Regions from separate parts of the Homo sapiens genome. Here region 1 is linked to region 2. Evidence: read pairs that join two places in POLR2A ChIA-PET (ENCODE). Cell type or tissue: HepG2. All regions are shown on one strand. Links, peaks and the distances in the headings refer to the core of each region. The heading gives the core; the rest is flanking DNA.

Region 1 (5,386 bases), core at 103-5,102, 200 kb before region 2:
AGGCTGAGATGGGAGGTTCACTTCGCCTGGGAGGCAGAAGTTGAAGTGAGCTGAGATCACACCACTCACTCCAGCCTGGGTAACAGAATAAGACCGTCTCAAAAAATAAAAATAGAAAAGAAAATATAATAAAATATCATTATAAAATCTGACAAGTAATACATGAATAAATCAACACTGGTCAATACACACTATTGTATGCCAAGTTCCATATATTACAGTATATTCATCAATATTACAGAGTATTAGTGATTTAACACTAATCTTTGCTCTAGAAAAGTACTACAGAAATTTTTAAAATCTCTACTGCATTTATAGTGAAACCAATTAATGGTACTCTCATGTTTTAAAAAGGAATTCACTGGCCGGGCTCAGTGGCTCACACCTGTAATCCAAGCACTTTGGGGAGGCCAAGGTGGGCAGATCACCTGAGGTCAGCAGTTCAAGACCAGCCTGACCAACATGGAGAAACCCCATCTCTACTAAAAATACAAAATTAGCCTGGCATGGTGATGGGCGCCTGTAATCCCAGCTACTCAGGAGCCTAAGGCAGAAGAATCGCTTGAACCCAGGAGGCAGAGGTTGTGGTGAGCCGAGATCGTGCCACTGCACTCCAGCCTGGGCAACAAGAGCAAAACACTGTCTCACACCATCTCAAAAAAAAAGAAAAAAAAGGATTCACTGTAAAGTAAATTCACTTATGGACTGGAAACAATTTATATATGCAACCTGCCACTGCACTACAACTACAATGAAAAGGTATATCCTCAGCTGTAGCATCAGAATATTCATGGTTAATTTTAATCACATTTGTCACAGCAGTAGCTGAAGACTGTCTTTGCTCCCAAATACTAACTGTTCACTTTCCCTACTTTAGGCTAAAGAAAATCATTTACTATTAACACACATGCATTACATTAGCAGTGGTAGAATGACTGCCAGATTTAGAAAATTCAACTTATTATAAAATCAATAGCTGAATGCAGGTTAATTTTGGAACCTTCCAACATTTCTCTGGATAGCTCTAGATTAATGACAATTTGAGTAATTTTTTTCTCACTAACTCTTAGGGTGTCCTTATCATCATTAATCCACATCTTTATTTCTTCTCACGTAAACTTCCTTTAATTATGGCAAAAGTTCAGAATACGGCTCTGAAATTCTTGCACATGACAATCAGAATTTAATAATTTAAGAATGAAAGGAAATCTACAGATGATCTCTTAATCAACTAACTATATTACAACAGTTACAATGTTCCTTCAAATAAGTTCATTTAACTAAGTCCCAAACCTAGAGAGAATGCACCAAGGTAGGCTTCTTTAGGTAACATCTATTTGCTAAAATTTCTTTCTCAAAGACACTGACTTTTAAAACTACTTTTAAAAAGCTCAAGAGTCATCCAAACATTTTTCCGAGTCATCATTAAGGGCACAAAAATAACAACATACTTGAAATGACTTGGGGTTTTGGTAATTGCTACAGTAAAAAAAAGTTCCAGTTTATTACTACCACAGACATTAAAACAAGAACAATTATCCAATATTTTCTATTTAAAATCTGAAGACTTTTTTCTTGTTTGTAAGGCTCAAAGTACTATAGAGTGAATAGAGGCAAAAAAAAAAAAAAAAAGGCTGGTTTTACAAGTGTTATAAAACACTCTTACACTAAAGAACTGAAAAACTTATTATTAAGCTTCAAGCTATGGAACTTAATATCCCACATACATCCAACTTACAAATTCCAAGATGAATTTTGAAAAAATACATCAAAAATAATTTCCAACAGAATTTTATCATTAAAAAAGCTTAACTGGTTGGGCGCGGTGGCTCACGCCTGTAATTCCAGAACTTTGGGAAGCCGAGGCAGCCAGATCACCTGAGGTCAGGAGTTCAAGACCAGCCTGTCCAACATGGTGTAACCCCATCTCTACTAAAAATACAAAAATTAGCCAGGCATGGTGGCGGGCACCTGTAATCCCAGCTACTCAGGAGACTGAGGCAGGAGAATCGCCTGAACCCAGGAGGTGGAGCTTGAAGGGAGCCGAGATTGCGCCACTGCACTCCAGCCTAGGTGACAGAACAAGTCTCTGTCTCAAAAAAGAAAAGAAAGAGAGAGAAAAGGGGTCACAGCAGATGAAATTAAGTTAAAGATTTTGAGATGAGATTACCCTGGATTATCGGCATGAGTCCTAATTGCCATCACAAGTGTCCTTATAATAGAGAGGCAGAGGGAAATAACACAAAGACCCACAAAGGAGGTGCAATGTGAAGACAGAGCTAAGAGATATGCAGCCACAAGCCGAGGAATGCCCTTAGCCACTAGAAGCTAGAAGAAGCAAAGATTCTGTCCCAGAACCTCCAGAGGGAGGGCAGCGCTGCTGACACCTTGATTTTTAACTTCAGGCTTCCAGAACTATGAGAATAAATTTATGTTGCTTTAAGTTACCCAGTTTGTGTTAATTTGTTATAGCAGCCACAGAAAACTAACACATTGGCCTTCTTGTTGCCCTAATACCCCAAGTTTGTTCCCTCCTCCTTCTCAAAGGTTCCTTGAGAACCTTTGCACCTGATGTCCTGCTGGGACTCCTTTAAGTCTCAGGCTCATGAGTCACTGTCTGAGAGAAGCCTTCCCTCTCCAACTAAATCCACCCCACACCAGTCTCACACACACATTTCTCTAATTTTTTATAGTACTTTTCACTATAATTATTTGGTTCTCAAACGCGCTTATTCTGTCTTCTCCAGTAAAATACAATGTAACAGCAAGCACCTTATATTCACCACTCTCTCTCCAGCACCTACTAGAACTCAAAAATATGTTGAATGAATCATAGGTCTTGTCTTTAGCTTACCTCTTAAAATACTTAGCTGTAAACCATTATTATCTCTCAAACCACCCAAATGCACCAATTCAGAAATTTCGAATGTTTAACACATAAGTGTTCTCACATGCAGCTACAAATAATCCTTTTGCATTTTGATGAACACATTTTTTTCACCTGTATTCTTACTTTCAATTTTGTAATATCATATATATGTTTATTTTCTTATCTCAACAATTATTGCTAACATTGCTACTGCTGCTTAATAAAATTATAATTGTGGATGGTCTAATTACTCAATTACTGTTTCCACTTTAACCACAAGAGATTTTGCCTTCTGAAATGTGCCACAAAAATGGCAAATAGATCAGACAGAAGTGATCACTATACAGGCTTACATTCACGGTCAGTTAACAAGAGGCCTCACAGCTAGTAAGTAAGCAACGGAATTATCTAATACACTCACCATACCCATCCATTCTAACACTCACCCCAATAAGCCTGCAGGCAACGTGCAAATGCCTAATGGTTGAGATTTCTGGACTATATAATTGCCACATTATAAAATCTTTCTTAACTTCACATCTTTCGCTGTTCTATTCCCAGGTGGTACACTCACTTTAAAATTTAGAATTGAGAAGTTCTACCCAAAATTCTATCTGTTATACTAGAACAATGACAAATTATTTCAAAATTATATAAGCGTATGTCAACATTAAGTCTCCAAATAAAGCTCCTGAGAAGCACTCAGAAAAGGATGATCACAGATAAAGCCGCTATAAAAGAGAAGGCCAGCTTTTTCTTGAAAACCAAATTCAGTTAGAACAAATCAAAATGGTGTCTTTAAAAGAAACGGAATGAAAGACTTTAGATTTGTTCTACATAAAAATGTAATGTATTCATCTCTAGTTTCTGCACTTTTTTTTTTTTTCAGACAGAGTCTTGCTCCATTGCCCAGGCTGGAGTGCAGCTGCCCGGACTTGGCTCACTGCAGTCTCCACCTCCCAATTTCAAGAGATTCTCCTGCCTCAGCCTCCCAAGTAGCTGAGGCTACTGGCGTGTGCCACCACTCCCAGCTAATTTTTTGTATTTTTAGTAGAGAAGGGGTTTTGCTATGTTGGCCAGGCTGGTCTCGAACTCCTGGCCTCAAGTGATCTGGCTGTCTCAGCCTCCCAAAGTGCTGGGATTACAGGCATGAACCACCGCACCTGGCCATCCTGCACTTTTTATTCAACCTAGGAAGGCAAATAAAGATCCTGATTGCACCATGTTCCTTCGAGTCAACTAAGCATAGAACTAATGGCACAACCAGCACAACACCAGGTGTTAAGTTTGCAGACAAATGCAAAAGATACACTACAAATTCACCCAACACAAATGTATTAAGCATCATAAGGTAGACTGGTCAACATATTCAATTTAGTATTCCCAATGTGAAGAAACTATGTTATTGAATAGCATAAAGATCCCAAAAAGGGAAATTTGAAAGATTTGACAGTCATCCTTAATTTCAGAAACCCAATGCAATAAATATGCACAACACGCTATAGTGCAGTGTGCTGCTTAAACACTTCATGAAGACAAAAATCTCAAACTAAGAAAAAAGAAATTGGACAGATGGCTATTAAGACCAGGGGGAATAAAGTATCTATCTGTGAATTAAACTTTGTGTTATAACAAATCTATTGAGAACAAGGAGGAAAAAGAATGATAAAAAATGTCCTCTGAACAAGTAATTCCATTTTTGAAAAAAATTACCAAATTAAAACAAGTAAGATGTAAACATTAATGACAATACACAGTGAGAAGCTAACACCACTGAAATTCCCACAAAAGTTGTAATATGGAATAGTTAGTGCTGAAGTGTCAAGAAAGATGGATTCAAAAGTTACTGTTATATGGCTGGGTGTGGTGGCCCATGCCTGTAATCCCAGCACTTTGGGAGGCCAAAGTGGGAGGATCACCTGAGGTCAGGAGTTTGAGACCAGCCTGGCCAACATAGTGAAACCCTGTGTCTACTAAAAATACAAAAAAAAAAAAAAAAAAATTAGCGGGGCGTGGTGGCACACACGTGTAGTCCCAGCTACTTGGGAGGCTGAGGCAGGAAAATCGCTTGAACCTAGGAGGCAGAGGTTGCAGTGAGCTGAGACTGCACCACTGCACTCCAGCCTGGGCAATAGAGTGAGACTCCATCTCAAAAAAAAAAAAAAATTACTGTTATATACTATCATCAAAACTATATAAAACATGTTTGGGCTGGGCACGGTGGCTCATGACTGTAATCCAGCATTTTGGAAGGCCCAGGTGAGTGAATCACCTGAGATCAGGAGTTCAAGACCAGCCTGGCCAACATGGGGAAACCCCATCTCTACTAAAAATACAAAAATTAGCTGGGCGTGGTGGCATGCGCCTGTAGTCTCGCTGAGGGAGGTTGAGGCAGGAGAATTGCTTGAACCCAGAAGGCAGAGGCTGCAGTGAGCCCACACTGCATGAGTGCACTCCAGCCTGGGTGACAGAGCAAGACACTGTATCAAAAACAAACAAAAAATGTTTGGAAAAAAC
Region 2 (5,386 bases), core at 270-5,269:
ACAAATATTTTGTCATTCATTATAACATAATATCAATAAACCATTTGTTAAAAGATTTGCCTGGTTTCCAGAGTTGGTGGCCACCTTGAATAATTCTTGCTGTGGTCTGGGAAGGACAATGAAATTTATTCCTGCTGCCTTAAAAATATGTATCCCTTCTTCATGCATCATAACTGTCCCCAGTGAGTGTCCTTTACTATTCCTGAGAGTGACTCCTGTCTAACTTTTCATACTGGTGAGAAGAAAAGGAGCCTATTTTAACACTTCAGTGGTGTTGAAACACATTACTTACTTTCTGAAGATGTCTCAGTGAATCCTCAGTATGATAATGAATGCGTCTTCCTTCTAAGTACTGCCCAAGCACTTGCCAGCTCCTCTCGCATTGTCCCTTCATGTGAATATTTTTTGGTTACTTTAGTGGAAATATAGACAAGTGTCCTCCCCATCCTCTCAAACATAATGAGATTGTTTAGTTTGTAGGTTTATATAATGAAAATGCCCAGTCAGATCTATGAATCGTCGGTACATTATATTGCCTCTGAGCACTTTAGAATGTAGAGTTGCAATTGAATGGCCATTTGTGGAGATGGGGTGCATATCATATGTAGATAAAGCTCAGGTCTCCTGGGGAACCAGTTATAGAGAAAAATAAGTCTGATACGAGGAAAATTGCACGATTTAGAGTATTTCTGCCATAGAGAAAATTTCCACAAACTAGGAAACGTAGAGAGTTAAAGTTATTCTAAAGAATACCCAAAAGAGGAAAGTCTGTGCTTTTTTGGAAAAAGGAAAATCTCCAAACTTCTTTCTTCACTTCCCTCTGTGTTTAACTGACCCTCCAATGTGATCATTGCCTTTGGAGTTTTGGAGAAGTACAGGAAGTGGCCTGATCCCTGCTTCCATACTTCACTCCTCTATCTATCCTTCCCTCCCTCTTTCCTTCCAGCTAAATAGACAATTCTAGCCAACATTGAGTCACTCAGTAAGTCTCCAGTGTGTGTGTTTGCTGAGATTGTCTAGCAGTTGAGGGTCTGTGCTGGTTTAGGTGAGACCAAATAGAGATAAATATCTTTCCATGGTCTTTGAAACATAATGTTTATTTTGTGGTCAATGGCCTTAAAAAAATCTATTTCTGGTTTTCTTCAACAAACTCACTAGTTTTTCCCTTAAATGATTTTGTAAAAATTAAAATTATCTTGAAAATGTTTTGACAAAAGTAAAATTAAAGGGACATCTTTTCTTGGTTTTCCTTCTACTGCCACACAACTGTTCTTTCACCTTTAACCAAAGAGGGTGGTTTAGATGGTTTCCAAGATTCTAACCCGACCTCGCATTCTGTCATTCTACCCAGCTCTTAATTCAGTTTGCTTCCATTATCCTAACAGGCTTCTTACTTACTTAGACCTTGGAAATGCTGCTGTGTTTAATACCCTCCAATACTAACACAGACTTAAGATAGGTACTGTTTATTGAAAGCCTACTGAGTGAAATGTGCAGTTTTAGGACCTTTATAAACATCTCAATCTTTCTAGCATCCTATGAAATAGGCATGATTTCATGCTGATAAAAAAGAAGACAGGGGTCCCAGGGATGTGAAGCATCTTGCTCAGGCTTCGGCTGCTGGTGACCAGTGTAGCTGGGACTGCAGCCCAGGTTTTCCTAACTCAGAAGACTGAGCTTGTTCCTGGATGTTATTAATATCTACTTGTGTCCAAGCAACCAAGGGTCTTGAGTCTGCTTGATTCTGCTTGTGGTCTCACATCAAGAGTAACAGAGCTAGTCTAGGCATGGTGGAGCTAGTCCATGCCTGTAGTCCCAGTGCTTTGGGAGGCCATGATGGGAAGATTGCCAGAGGCCAGAAGTTCAAGACCAGCCTGGGCAACATCACAAGACTCCATCTCTACAGAAAAATAAAAAATTAGCCAAGCATGCTGGTGTACACTTGTGGTCCTAGTTGCTCAGGAGACTGAGGCAGGAGGATTGCTTGATCCTAGGAGTTCGAGGCTGCAGTGAGCTATGATTGCACCTCTGTACCCCAGCCTGGGTGACACAGCGAGACCCTGTCTCTTAAAAGAAAAGAAAAGAAAATAGCAGACTCACTAAAGTGATGTTCACCTTTTTATGACGTTCCTTTTTTTTTTTTTTCGTTTGCTTAAGCAAAGGAAGCTGCTAGAGGAGAGTCTTGTCTTGGTCTTCCTGCCTAAGAACTCCTTTATGAAAGGAATAAAAGACTGTCAAAGTAGGCTGGGCTTGCGTCCAGGCTAATCTGTGAAGGAGGCTAGCTCATGTTCCTTACCTACCCTTTGGGTGTCCACTGGGTCGTGCCCCTGGAGCGGCCTTTACCCTTGAGCCATGGTGCTCACACATAGGCTTTTGAGCTCCTTGGAGCTATCCAGACCCTGCTCACTTTTCTTTCCAGAGATCAGAACAAATCACTCCCTCACTCCTACTCCAAACAAGGTCTTGTTGATAAACTAGTCCTTTTCAAAGTGCTGGTAGGTAAACCAGCGATGATGGAGCATCAAACACAAGTTAACTCCTGACTTTTGTACCATTGTCTCTCTATTCCATTACATATTAACATGACTCTGAATACCTTCGCCCACCATCTGCTTGTTGTGCAACAGTTGAGGCAGTAACCAGGGGAGATTCACTTCCTGTCTTGTCCATCTCCAGGGATCACTCCCCTGCTGCTCTCCAGCAGCCAAGCTCAGGTGAGCTCCATTTTTACCCAAGATGTGACCCTCTCTTTGGTTGGGAAGGAGAAAGGTAAGAATAGCCATGAATGAGTAAGGATTCTTAAAGGGAGGTGCTGCTATGGTTTTTTTCTGCTATTTAAGATGTTGAGACAGGATAACTTTAGAAAGATGCATGCACAAACCCATAAATAGTGCTTTTATAAAATTTAGTTCACTGGAAACTGAGTTCAGTATTTGACATTAGCTTTTCTTTCAAAGTGTTTAAGACTGCTGGAGGTCTTTGCTCAAATAATAAATACTGCGTATTTCCAAATGTGTTACGGTATAGGCAGTAGTTACTATTTGTCTACTCCATGTTAGGCACATTACATGTATTGGCTAATCAAATCTTCATCAATTACCTGTGTAATAATCTCAATTAACTTGCCTCCTTGTATTATAAATGGAAATAATCCTGTTTATTTAAACGTATTTTTATGTATCAATAGGGATTAATCAGGAAATTCAAAGGGCCTTTTTTTTGTATCTTTCCCTAATTTGAGCTCCCTATTCTCATTAACAGATAAAACAACACATTTGCTTCAGCCTGGAATATTTGCTTTTGGTGCTTAGAGGCAGAGACAAGAAATGGGCACTCAGGGAGTCACACTGGTAGTTGCACACTGTATCTACAGAGGGCGTGTCTCATCTGTACTCTGCTGGGTTACAGGATGTCAGGAGGTATTTGTGTCCACCTGAGAATTCCGTTTATTACCTTCCATTTAACAGACAATGTCTTTCCTTTCTGCAGTTGATTTTGCTAGAGAGGCAATTCATAAGGTGAAGTCCTGTTCATAGTATGACTTGTTTTCTCACTATCCCCTTCCATTTTTAGTAACTCCTTGGTCTATTTGGTGTCTTTAAAAAAAAGAAGTTGGTAATGAAGACTTCTTTAAATATGGAAATGTGTGCTCTTTTATGGCATAGATATGAAATCCCTTCCTGTGGTAATAATTAGGTTATTCCCAGAAGCACAGGGTCATTCTTTTTTTTTTTTTTTGAGATGGAGTCTCGCTGTGTCGCCCAGGCTGGAGTGCAGTGGTGTGATCTCAGCCCACTGCAAGCTCCACCTCCCGGGTTCACGCCATTCTCCTGCCTTAGCCTCCCAAGTAGCCGGGACTACAGGAGCCCGCCACCATGCCTAGCTAATTTTTTGTATTTTTTTTTTTCAGTAGAGACGGGGTTTTACTGTGTTAGCCAGGATGATCTCGATCTCTTGACCTCGTGATCCGCCCACCTCGGCCTCCCAAAGTACTGGGATTACAAGCATGAGCCACCGCGCCCAGCCGCACAGGGTCATTCTTTAAATAAAAGCTTTCCTGTTTAAAGCTTTTCAAAGGAGCAGACCACCTTGAAGATTCCCCCTAGGGTTGATAGGTGTCTAATTCCTTTTATAAAATTATTATTGTTTTCATTTTAAAGCTTTGGCTATAAAGTCAGAAATGTCCTAAATAACAAAATATTTCATATTTAATTTAAAGAAAAGTAAAGAGAAGAAAAATGAAAACCCAGTCTTTATGTAAGCTCCAAGGATATTAGGGCTTAGAGGGCTTTTCTAGTTTTATGACAATTTATACTACTGATTTTTATATTATATATTATTGGGGTTTTGTTGTTGTTGTTTTGTTTTGTTTTTTTGAGATGGAGTCTCACTCTGTCACCCAGGCTGGAGTGCAGTGACGCGATCTCAGCTCACTGCAACCTCTGCCTCCTGGGTTCAAGCGATTCTCCTGCCTCAACCTGCTGAGTAGCTGGGACTACAGATGCGTGCCACCACACCTGGCTAACTTTTGTATTTTTAGTAGAGACAGGATTTCACCATGTTGTCCAGGATGGTCTTGATCTCCTAACCTCATGATCCACCTACCTTGGCCTCCCAAAGTGCTGGGATTACAGGCATGAGCCACTGCGCCCAGCCCTGTATTCTTGTTTTTGAGATGAGCAGATCTCCGGGAAAATTGTTGAGTTACAATGGCATTTTACTGTGATCCTTCTCAAGCTCAGATCATTTCTGTAACCCAATGACGACCTGTCTCTTTGGTGTACTGTCCTGTGAAATGTTAGCTCAATTTTCCCAGAAGTTGTGTGTTTGCCATGAGTCAGAGTGCTTTTCCTCAGTGGGACAGTTGCTGGCCCTCTTAATTTTGGTGTATGTGCTTCAAAGTATGTAAACCTCTAGTCTGATCTGTATATGATATCCTGTTAATTGTATTATTATTTTGATTATCTTGCTGGAAGGTTCATAATTTTCAATTTGATAGAAATAAAGTTTTTTTCTGCTTATAAAAAAATAAAATAAAATGCAGTTTTAGATTCAGTAGATTTGGAGTGGAATCTGAGAGTCTGCATTTCTCTTAATAATAGCCTCCGTTAATGCACACACTGCTAGTCCAGGGCACATTTTCGGAAGCAAAGCTCTAGAGCACACTATGGTGTCAGAGACCCTGTTTGAGAATCTGGGAAGGGCTACAGAGCCAGTTCATAGCAAAATATATAAACATGTAATTTATATGCAATTGCAAAGGATTTGCAGGGTCTCTGAACGCTATCCTTAGGCTCAAGGTTAATAAGACACAGACATCAACCTGGTTCTCATGCGAAAGTGACAGGAATCTTTGAATAATAATGTCCAACATCTATTGAGCACC

The links. ChIA-PET counts read pairs that join two places held together with the same protein. Peaks named below come from ENCODE experiments on the same cell type or tissue, not always from the same donor. Only the 100,000 strongest peaks of a DNase experiment are listed, where the experiment ranks them.
Region 1: POLR2A ChIA-PET joins it to region 2 with 8 read pairs; 2 of 35 experiments call an interaction of 5 or more read pairs at or near these places.

Annotation. Positions count from the first base shown.
Region 1 is chr5:55,740,158-55,745,543 of GRCh38, reverse strand. The region is part of intron 2 of DDX4 (DEAD-box helicase 4); the gene reads right to left. Among named protein-coding and RNA genes, the nearest start is that of DDX4, 4.8 kb to the right of the region's middle. In HepG2, for the core only: no CTCF peak of the experiment used is centred there; no DNase peak of the experiment used is centred there.
Region 2 is chr5:55,545,194-55,550,579 of GRCh38, reverse strand. No RefSeq gene overlaps it. Among named protein-coding and RNA genes, the nearest start is that of PLPP1, 13 kb to the right of the region's middle. In HepG2, for the core only: a CTCF peak has its summit at 3,382; DNase peaks (open chromatin) are centred at 2,599 and 3,389.